Linked DNA regions of Mus musculus: regions 2, 3 and 4 are each linked to region 1. The links are chromatin loops, found by intact Hi-C in ENCODE. Cell type or tissue: left cerebral cortex. All regions are shown on one strand. Region 1 holds the start of Ifitm7 (interferon induced transmembrane protein 7). Region 2 overlaps Bmerb1 (bMERB domain containing 1). Region 3 overlaps Bmerb1 (bMERB domain containing 1). Region 4 overlaps Bmerb1 (bMERB domain containing 1).

Region 1 (2,500 bases):
GCAGTTTGGAGATACGGTAAGTGATCTCTCTGTACCTCAGTTCTATCTTCTGTAAAGCAGACAGGAATGGAGTGTGAGGTTTCACAGAGACATTGGGAAATGGTCTATGTTTAGCAGTAATTCAAAAAGTAGTATTAACTTTTATCAATAGCTGCTGATAACACTTCATTCGTTCATTCATTCATTCATTCATGGTTTTGTGTAACCTAGGCTGCTATACAAACACCCTACATATCCAAGGATGAATTTGAATTTCAGATCCTCTTGCCTCTTCTTGTGTGCTAGAATCACATGCCTGGTTCATGTAGTTCTAGGGATAGGACCCAAAGGCTTTGTGCATATTATGCAAGTATTCTGCCAACTGAGCTGCATTCTCATCCCTTAACTTTATATTAAAACCAAAAAGTGTGCATGTGTAAGCCAGAAGTTGGTATAAGGTGTCTTGGGGCAAGCAAGCCCTGGGGTTCCTCCTGCCTTCACTCCTAGCATTGGGACTAGAGCTGTATCTGCTCTTTTTTTGTTTGTTTGTTTTTTGGGTTTTTTTTTGTTGTTGTTGTTTTTGGTTTTTCGAGACAGGGTTTCTCTGTATAGCCCTGGCTGTCCTGGAGCTCACTTTGTAGACCAGGCTGGCCTCGAACTCAGAAATCCGCCTGCCTCTGCCTCCTGAGTGCTGGGATTAAAGGCGCATGCCACCACGCCCGGCTGTATCTGCTCTTTTAATGCCTGCTCTGTCCTGTAGATCAGACTTGGACCCTCATGCTTAGGCTGTGAATGTTATACCAATTGAGCTCTGTTGCCAGTCCTGACACTGGTTTTTTTTTTTTTTTTTTTTTTTTATTGCTGTTATGTTTGGTCACAATTATTTTCCAGGTTTGTAAAGATCAGTGTTCTGAACAGCTTTGTTGGCCTTATATACAAAATATTTGCTTCTCTTGTTCCTTTCCATACAAATGCACAGGATTGACACAGGTGTACATACACACACACACACACACACACACACACACACACACACACACACACACACACGTAGCTGCTGTCCCCCTTTTATATTCAAAACATGCACATAACTGCAAACAACAGAATCTGAAAGCAGCGGTCCATACTTGGGCTTGTCTACAAAGAAGGATCATCACATCTACAGATACTGTTCTGGCTCACCAATCACGCTTGAAACCTACCAGCCCTCTAACAGATCCCCAGTCACCCACAATGCTAGATCCATCCACAGAAAGCCTATCTACTGGTTTCAGTGTGGGCAGGTGCCTTATTCTTGTTTCATTTGGGGGTGATTTTATTTTAGTTGTTTTTGTTTTTGTTGTTCTAGAGAGTTTATCATCTGTCCCTCTTTCTCCCTACCCAGCCCCCAAACCTCCCCCCTCCAGCTTCCATTGCGCATGTGTTATGCATCCCTCCCCCATCCTGGGTACCAGTTGGGAGCTTTCAGGTGCTGGAGATTGAAGAGATGGAGCAGCTTCCTCAGCAACGCCGGGCCCATTAAAACACTGCCGATCTGAGCTGCCTTCCTCCCCGCAGCCTTCAGCAGGGATGGAGTGAACCAGACCCCTGGACCTGCCCGCGGGGAACAGCAATGGAGTTAAAGCAATCTCTGTCTGTTCATCTGGAAGCCGAGAAGCCTCTCAGGCGTTATGGGGCGGTGGAGGAGACAGCATGGAAAGCGGAGGGACTGGGAAGTGAGTGTTCGGGCAGGGAACGGGTGGGGACAGTTGGGGACTCGCGTGCTGAACTGGGGCCCCCTAGAGCAGACCGGAACGCAGGCTGGCAGACGGGAAGCGCCCCCGCAGCTGGGCTTCCAGTGTTGCACAACAGCAGTTTGTAGGTTCTCCCTACAAACAAAAGAGGGGACCCTCCAGGGCTGGGCTGTACTGGGAGGCTCCTCTGGAAATCGCGAGGCAGCTAAGCTAGGAGTCCAGCTGTACTGGACTAAGGAGTCCGAGATCCGGCAGCCGGAGGCAGCTTTTGCGAAGGACCGTCTTTCCTGCATCCCAGGAGGAGGAACGCTAGAGTGTTAGGATGCTTGAGGGCGCAGGAGCCAAGGGCAGCTTTGAAAGCCCCACATACAGAAATGGGGGAGTGTCTGTGTGCTCTTTCAGCCTTGAGGTTCAGAGCATAGCTGAAATTCCAGCATTGTCCCACCTCCTCTTGGGTCAGAGGAGAGATGAAAGAGCAGGCAAAGGGCAAGGTTAGCGCTGTGCAACCCCCCTCCCCCACTCTGTTAGCTCTTGACTCAATGATACGATTTGGTTTGGTTCAGCTCTTGAAAGCGGTTTTGAAGCAGACCTCTGTACTTACTGGCTCTCTCTTTGGTGTTTTGGTATCAACAAACATCTGTAAATGAATCCAAGACTTTTGCTTTCAATTTGTTGGACACAATACTTGAAACTCTGCAAACAGTGGAGGCTATCTGGAAAGTCTAAGGTCATTGATGTCCCTGACTCTAGGAGCTTCCAAATGTCCTCCACTCTGCCTCCTGTTCTGG
Region 2 (2,500 bases), 100 kb after region 1:
AGGCAGAGGCAGGCAGATTTCTGAGTTCGAGACCAGCCTGGTCTACAAAGTGAGTTCCAGGACAGCCAGGGCTATACAGAGAAACCCTGTCTCGAAAAACCAAAAATAAATAAATAAATAAATAAATAAATAAATAATGATAATAAGATAAAGCATTTATAGACTTTTACTTATTTAAAAAATAATAATAATTCCAGTGCTTGAGAGAAAAAGGCAGGAAGATCTCTAAGTTTGGGGCCAGCCTGGTCTACATAGTGAGTTCCAGGATAGAGTTACATAGCAAGACTCTTTCTCACAAAAAATAAACATATAAGACTAAAATTTTAAAGTTATGTTGTGTGTCTGTGCATGCACTTATTAATGTGAGTGCAGGCACCCATGGAGGTGAGAAAAGGATGTCATATCCCATGGAGCTGAAGTTATAGGTGTTTGTAAGCCACCTAATTCAGGTTTGGGACCCAAGGTTTAATCCCCTGGAAGATTAGTACATGCTATTATCCAGTGAGCCATCTCTCCAGCTCTGCCCCTGGGCCCACCCTTTTAACTTTTTGTCATTATATCCTAAGTGAGAGGATAATTCCTGATTATATAATATCTAGGCTGTGTTGACTGTATTGGGCATCATAAGTTATCTAGAGGTGACTTAAATACCTAGGAGTATGTATAGAGATTATATGCAGACATTAGGCTGTCTTATTTTCAAGACTTGGGCATGTGTGGATTTTGGTGTTCAGGAGCAAGAGGAGATCCTGGGACGTTTCTACATATGTGAGCATGTGGTTATCTATCTGTACTGACAAAAGGTCAACTTCATGCTGCCTGAGCCTTGTTGGTAGTGACTTCTCAGAGCTTAGGCCTGAGGCCAGCACAGCAGACGCTCAGTGAAGATGCAGGTGTGAATATACACATTTTGAAACTGTATATACTTTGGGAACTGCCTTGAAGATGCCTCAGCTATCGTTGACCTGTTAAGCCATTTTTACTCAGTGTGATTCTGCTTCTCAGAATCTTCCCACATTAAAAAAAATTCTTGCATAAATCTATGTTAACCCCGTGGAGACCCAGGTAGCACAGATAACCTAAAAATCCACCTAGATGATCAATGAGCACACCCTAGAAATCTGCAGGGGAAGTTCCTGGTAGCCACTGAAAATAATTTTTATGAGAATGACAAATTGACTTTAAAACAAATTGTTCTTGAGACATGGTCTCATCTGACCCAGACTGACCTCGAACTCGGATCCTCTTGCCTCAACATCCCAGTTCTGAGATTACATGCGTGTTCACAAACACCCCCATTTTATGTTGTTCTGAGGATCAAACCCAGGGCTTTGTGCATGTTAGGAGAGCATGCTATCAACTGAACTAAAATCTTAGGCCAGGATTAATTTTTTCTTTTTGTAACACACACCTTACTACAATACATTGCAGAATTGTAGGAAAGCCCTTGAATAGGCCCTGGAAGGGGTTTGTGAATTCCTATTGAAATGTAAATGTTTATATTGCTTCTATGTCTAGGAATTTGTCACAGAAAACCTAGTATGAGGAGTATATCAATATAGCAGGATGCTGGGCAGCCACAAAAATCAGTTGACTTGAATGCACTAACAGGGAATCATCTTCAAGACATATTCTGAAGTAGAATTATATATCATTATAAACTAAAAGGCATAAATAGTAAAAAGAACAAATTGTGAAAATATTTTGTAACAATGTCACATGATATTTATAACCGGCGTACTTTTAAACCTGCAAGAATGGACACTACACTGGGGGCGTTAGTATTATGACTCTGTCTGTGTCTGGAGGCTTCAGAACCTGGACGTGGATGATTCTGTCCACAAGCCTCAGGCCCTAGGTATCAATGGTACAAAATCCAGAATCTAAGAGGTGAAAATTTTGGAGTTATGCCTAAGAGCAGAGGGAGGGAGACAAAGAAAAAGAGAGAGAGATTGAGAGAAAGACAGAGATAGACAAATAGCAATGGAGAGAGTGTACAACCCCTAATTTCTCCTTTTGACAGACACATAGCAACAGAGCAAGTATATGTACAACCTTAACTTCCTCCTTTGCATCCTCTTTCCTGTCCTCACCTACAGATGACTAGTTCTGCTACAGAGGGCAGGACTTCTCACCTAGACAGTTCAGCAGCTCATAAGCCAATCTCTGCAAACGTCATCACAGACTCTTGTGGTTTAAATGTAACTACCCCGAATGCCAGGCTTCTGTGGTTAACATGTAGACACAGAGAGCTGTGACAGGCTTCTGTGGTTAGCATGTAGACACAGAGAGCTCTGACAGGCTTCTGTGGTTAGCATGTAGACACAGAGAGCTGTGACACTGTTGTGGGAGGTTATAATGTGATTTTGGGGATGTGGGGCCTAGCTAGCTGTTGGGGCAGGACTCAAGGGTTCTACGTGCCAGGTTCCTGCCCAAGCACTCTGTTTCTGGGTCTGGACTGTGTAAAAACACCTGCCAGACTCCCATAGCTACAGAGCTG
Region 3 (2,500 bases), 88 kb after region 1:
TCTCAAAGAATTAAAACAAAACAAAATAAAACAAAATGTCATCAAAGCAATTTTACATCTGTTAGTGCAACAACTCTAATGAAACTTGCAGGAGGTGACTGGAAATAGCCAACAGCTTCAGAGAGGGACCCTCTGTGCTTTGGTAGAGGCAGACTCCAGACTCTGTAGCTAGAGTGGCCCAGTTTACCAGTTTTTCAGGAGTAGGTGGGAGGGGACAGAAGATCTGGTATCTTGCAGTTGAGACTCTTTTTCATCCCTGACCATTCTCAGACCAAGCCCACAATGTTATTTAACTTGGGATTTGTGTAATTACAAATAAAATTTTAAAAATAGTATGGCTCTCTACCAAGTGTGTCATATACAAGGTAGAGCTGGATCTGGCTATCTGGCTGGCAATCTCAGCACGTGAAAGATAGAGGAAGGAGAATCAGGAGTTCAAGGCCAGCCTCAGCTACATAAGGAGTTGGAGGCCAGCCTGGAATACATTAATTTCCACCCCCTCTAAATCCTTATACAAAACTGGGAGAAATATTTTATTGCCTATGTCAAGAACATTTTTCAAACACTGAAGAGGTTTTGAGGGATGATAGAAAATATGGGATATTTTCCAAAATTTTTTTAATCCTGCCAAGAAAACCCCTGGCTTGTTTGCTTGTTTGTTTGTTTGGTTTGGGTTTTGTGATACAGGGTCTCTCTATGTAGTTCTTGCTATTCTGGAACTCACTGTGTAGACCTGATTAGCCTCAAACTCACAGAGCTATGCCTGGGTGGATCACTACACCTGGCCTAATTCCCGAGTCTTTTAAAAGGCCCATGACAACAAAAATGGAACAAAGACAAGAAGAAGATATCTGGGTACACATGCACACAGTGTTATAGTAGCAATTGTCCCTGAATTGTCTCTAGAATCTTGCCAGCTCTATGATCTTGGTTGACTTAACCTCTCTAAGACTGCTAGAGAGAATGAGAATACATGCCCTACAAGCAGAGAGCATTCGCCAGACATGGGACCAGATTTAGGCTGGCAAGACATTGTCAACTATGTGTTATCTTTTGTTGGTGTTAGTGTGAGAGTTGGGTGGATTTTAGGAGTGGGGATGGAGGATGTGGGAGACAAGACAGGGAACAGGTGATGGACCATGGAAGGCATGGGAAGAGGCAGCAACCTCAGGAGCTCATTGACAGAATGCAAAACTGCACTACTTAAACTACCAGTGGTTAACTGTGTTTCTCCCGGAGTGACTCACTGCCTTTGATAGGTGTTATTATCCTCCTGGTGTCTCTCTCATAGGATTTGGAATTTTCCCTTTGCATTGTTTCAGTGGAATCCAGGACTGTGTGTTCTTCCCACCTACCAGCTTTCCTGTTTTCTTTAAAAAAAAAAAAATCACATATTGACTGAGATGTGCCATGCAGGAAACAAAGAAGTTGAATCCCTCTAAGGAGGTTACAGTCTGAAGAAACACAAAACTGAAGGGGGAGGAACTGAACTAGCCTGGGAGCATAGAGAAGGTTCCAGAAGGAGCACTGGAATGTCTTGAAGGCTGCATAGGAATTAATTTGAGAGGCAAAAGTGCTATGACTTAGGAAAGGTTTGGTCAAAGATTGGGAAGATATGGGGTCATAGCTCATGGCTTATAGAATCTATGAGAGTGGCCAGAACCCAAGCACTCTAACTAAAGGTGAGGCCAAAAAAAAAAAAAAGCCAGAGAATGGAGGGGTTCTGCTGAGGCCAGTGTGATGATAGTGGTCTCCAAAGAAAGGAGTGGCCCATGAAATTAAAAATATTCAAGTTTTTCAAAACTATCCAGATAAGAGCTGAGTTGGTTGCGTATCTCAATGGGAGAACATTTCTTTAGTTTGAGCAAAGCCCTGGATTTCATCTCTAGCATCACACATGTACACATACATTCATATACATATATTATTATTATTATTATTGTTATTAGTAGTAGTAATAGTAGTAATAGTAGTAACAATAGTAGTAGTAGTAGTAGTAGTAGTAGTAATAGTACAGACTTATAATTAATTAATACAAACTCACCATTAAAAATGAAAATAAACAGTACAGAGAAGGGGCAGGGGAATGGCTTGGTCATCAGAGTGCTTGCCATGTAAGTGTGAAGACCTGAGTTTATTGCAGGTCTATAATCCCAATACTGGGAAGGTGTGGAGAGGAGCCGGATGCAGCATTGCTGGTCTGTAATCCCAGTGCTGGGGGAGGTGTGTAGACAAGTGCATTCAGGGAATTTCTTCCAGCCAATCTAACCCAATCAATGAGCTCCATGTTCAGTGAGAGACCCTTTCTCAAAAACTAGGGTCATTCCTCCTCCTCCCTTGGGCCAGGGAACATCTCAGAAGAGGCGGTGGAAAGAGTGTAAGTGTTGGAGGGTTGGGAGGAGTGCTATGACATGCTAGCTTCCAGACATGACATGACTGTTGAACTTGCTATAGCTCTGGTGAGTTCTTACCTACACACGAGCAAACCAACAAGGTCAGT
Region 4 (2,500 bases), 80 kb after region 1:
CAATCTCCCTCCAATGCCATAGTTCTTTACATTTGGCACATTGGTTTCTCTTGCCCTTTATCAATGGCCTGTTGCCTTTGAAATCTGAACCTGGGAATGGACCCTCTAGTTTCTGGAAGGCAGCCACCATAGCTCAAGCCATGTTTCATCTGCCAATCATCTGGGGTGTCCCAGTTATTAAAGACTTGGGTTGAAACCTCAATCAATTTAAACAGGTTTTTCCCCTTCAAAGCCCCTATCTCTGAAGGTTTTATATATATATTAGGGGCAGACTGGGCCACAAAGGCAATATTTGTGGCCCTCCTGTTTCCTTCTGTTTTGGGATCTATGGAGCTGTAAGTCCAATAGGCTTCCAGGAGGCATTCCAGGGAGATTGCAGGCCAAGAGAGATTCCTTGCGTCCCAAAGTAACCTGGCTAACTTCTGACAAATTTGTAGGCCAGCTGGAAGCCACTTAGAAACATCCCAAGAGAGTCTGGTGAAAGATCTCAAAGGACTCTTACCTGCTGCTGTGTTAGGGTCCCCATCTGGGTGCTTGAATGGCAAAACCTTCTCAGTGGTCTCAGAATTTGTTAAGTAACTAATTCCCTGGCTTCCTCAGTGTGTTTTCATTTCTCTGAGGTAAAGAGGTCTGCAGGAGTTGTTGACAATCATCCCAAGTTGATAGATAGGAATAGAAAATAGTCTCCGGGAGAGAAATTAAATCCTGGGTTTCTCTGAGAAAGAAATGTTGTGATTCTTCCAGTTATAGAAGTTACTGGTCAAAGATGAGGTATAGATCATGAAAGGGGCCACCCTTTGGCCCCATCTTGGGGGCCCATGGAAGAGGTTTGACAAAGAGGTAAGGTGGGGACTCTCCTAGAAGTAGATGCTCCCTCTTCAAGGTTTCCTTGATATCTAACCTGGTATGAGGGGGACTTAGAAAGGGGTTATAGGTGAAGATGGATAAGGGGTGAGGGGATGCAGGAAAACATCCATAGGTAGCACGAAAGTCAGGCAGGGGTGGAGGGGGTAGGTAGGAAGTATTGTGAGACCCCCGAAACTGGGGAGACCTCCGCTCAAGTCCAGGGATGAGCTGGCTGGTACCTCAATAACTCAAGAAAACCACACCTGATGCAAACTGCAAGAGGCTTTATTGTCAGCTAGCTGAGGACAGGGCAGGGGAGTTCAACTCCAAGCAGTAACAGCAGGGGGCTTTTAACAGTAGCTGAGGAATTGGGAGGAGTTTGGCTACAGCTCTTCTCTGTGGAATCTATCTCCATGTCCTTGGTACAGGGAGCCAAACAAGCGCCTGGCTAGGTCTCCCCACAATCATCGCATCTCTGTCTGTAAGGCACAGAAACAAAAAGGCTTTTTGCTGGCTATAGAGAACAAAGAGCTTCTTTCTGGCTGTATTTTTAGAGATCAGGGGAAACACGCTTGGGAAACATCCAGGGGCTTTACCTTTCAGGGAGAAACGCTTTAAGTCGGGGTCTCACAGATGACCCTGTCCATGACTGGGAGAACAGGAATTTCCTTATCATCCCTCTGAGACTTGGGTCTGAGGAGAAGGACTCAAGGGGTGCCAATGGAATGCAGCAAGATGGCTTTGAGCCATTTAAGTGGCTCTTCCACAAGGTATCACCAAGTCACAATATAGGGGGTTTGGTTGGGATGTCCTTGTCATCTAAAGATGATTGCCTATGTGGAGTAAATCACAGTTAAATTGAAAGTGCCCAGGACCCCAGAGAGCACTGAGACGGCTGCTGCAGGCCTAGTTGCCATCACACCTGGGAGGAGCCTCAGCTGTTGCTGCAGGCCCCAGTTACCATCTCAGCAACCATGAGCAGCTAGGCCAAGACCCACCAGCCACCTGCCGTCCCTGCCACCGCCCTCAGCACCACCGACACCAAGCCCAGCTCCGCGCGGGTAGTGGCGGCCCGGTGGTGCCTGCCAGCAGGGGCAAGAAGGTCATCGCAACGAAGGTTTTGGGAACAGTAAAATGGTTCAATGTAAAGAACAGATACAGTTTCATCAACAGGAATGACACCAAGGAAGACGAATTTGTACACCAGACTGCCATAAAGAAGAATATCCCTAGGAAGTACCTTCGCAGTGTAGGAGATGGAGAGACTGTGGAGTTTGATGTGGTTGAAGGAATAAAAGATGCGGAGGCAGCAAATGTTACAGGCCCTGGTGGAGTTCCAGTTCAAGGCAGTAAATACGCAGCAGACCGTAACCATTATAGATGTTATCCATGTCAGAGGGCCCTCCACGCAATTGCCAGGAAAATTACCAGAATAATGAAAATGGGAAAAAGAATGCAGGCAAAGGTTTCCACCTTACTACATGTGGAGACCCTATGCGCAGCAACCACAGTATTCCAACCCCACTGTGCAAGGAGAAGTGATGGAGGGTGCAGACAGCCAAGGTGCCAGAGAGCAAGGTGAGACAGAATCTGTATCGGGGTTACAGACCGCGATTCCACAGGGACCCTCCTCGCCAAAGATAACCTAGAGAGG

What was found. Hi-C counts contacts between places; a loop is a spot of excess contacts. Peaks named below come from ENCODE experiments on the same cell type or tissue, not always from the same donor. Only the 100,000 strongest peaks of a DNase experiment are listed, where the experiment ranks them.
Region 2: a loop joins it to region 1, with 2.4 times the contacts of the local background. A loop is called at or near these places in 3 of 42 quality-filtered maps.
Region 3: it touches region 1 in a loop (1.9-fold over the local background); 3 of 42 quality-filtered maps call a loop at or near these places.
Region 4: it touches region 1 in a loop (1.9-fold over the local background); 2 of 42 quality-filtered maps call a loop at or near these places.

Annotation. Positions count from the first base shown.
Region 1 is chr16:13,985,200-13,987,699 of GRCm38, forward strand. It overlaps Ifitm7 (interferon induced transmembrane protein 7), which reads right to left and starts at 1,668. Exons shown (of 3, transcript NM_001270718.1): 1 at 1,431-1,668. Bmerb1 (bMERB domain containing 1) reads left to right here and starts at 1,438. Exons shown (of 6, transcript NM_144518.3): 1 at 1,438-1,694. The coding sequence starts at 1,592. In left cerebral cortex, no CTCF peak of the experiment used is centred here; DNase peaks (open chromatin) are centred at 1,412, 1,817, 1,971 and 2,495; H3K4me3 peaks cover 1,443 bases; H3K27ac peaks cover 1,444 bases.
Region 2 is chr16:14,086,203-14,088,702 of GRCm38, forward strand. All of the region lies in intron 2 of Bmerb1 (bMERB domain containing 1), which reads left to right. Among named protein-coding and RNA genes, the nearest start is that of Marf1, 72 kb to the right of the region's middle. In left cerebral cortex, no CTCF peak of the experiment used is centred here; no DNase peak of the experiment used is centred here.
Region 3 is chr16:14,073,216-14,075,715 of GRCm38, forward strand. The region is part of intron 2 of Bmerb1 (bMERB domain containing 1); the gene reads left to right. Among named protein-coding and RNA genes, the nearest start is that of Marf1, 85 kb to the right of the region's middle. In left cerebral cortex, no CTCF peak of the experiment used is centred here; a DNase peak (open chromatin) is centred at 1,138.
Region 4 is chr16:14,065,583-14,068,082 of GRCm38, forward strand. All of the region lies in intron 2 of Bmerb1 (bMERB domain containing 1), which reads left to right. It also overlaps the pseudogene Gm15808. Among named protein-coding and RNA genes, the nearest start is that of Ifitm7, 80 kb to the left of the region's middle. In left cerebral cortex, no CTCF peak of the experiment used is centred here; a DNase peak (open chromatin) is centred at 1,368.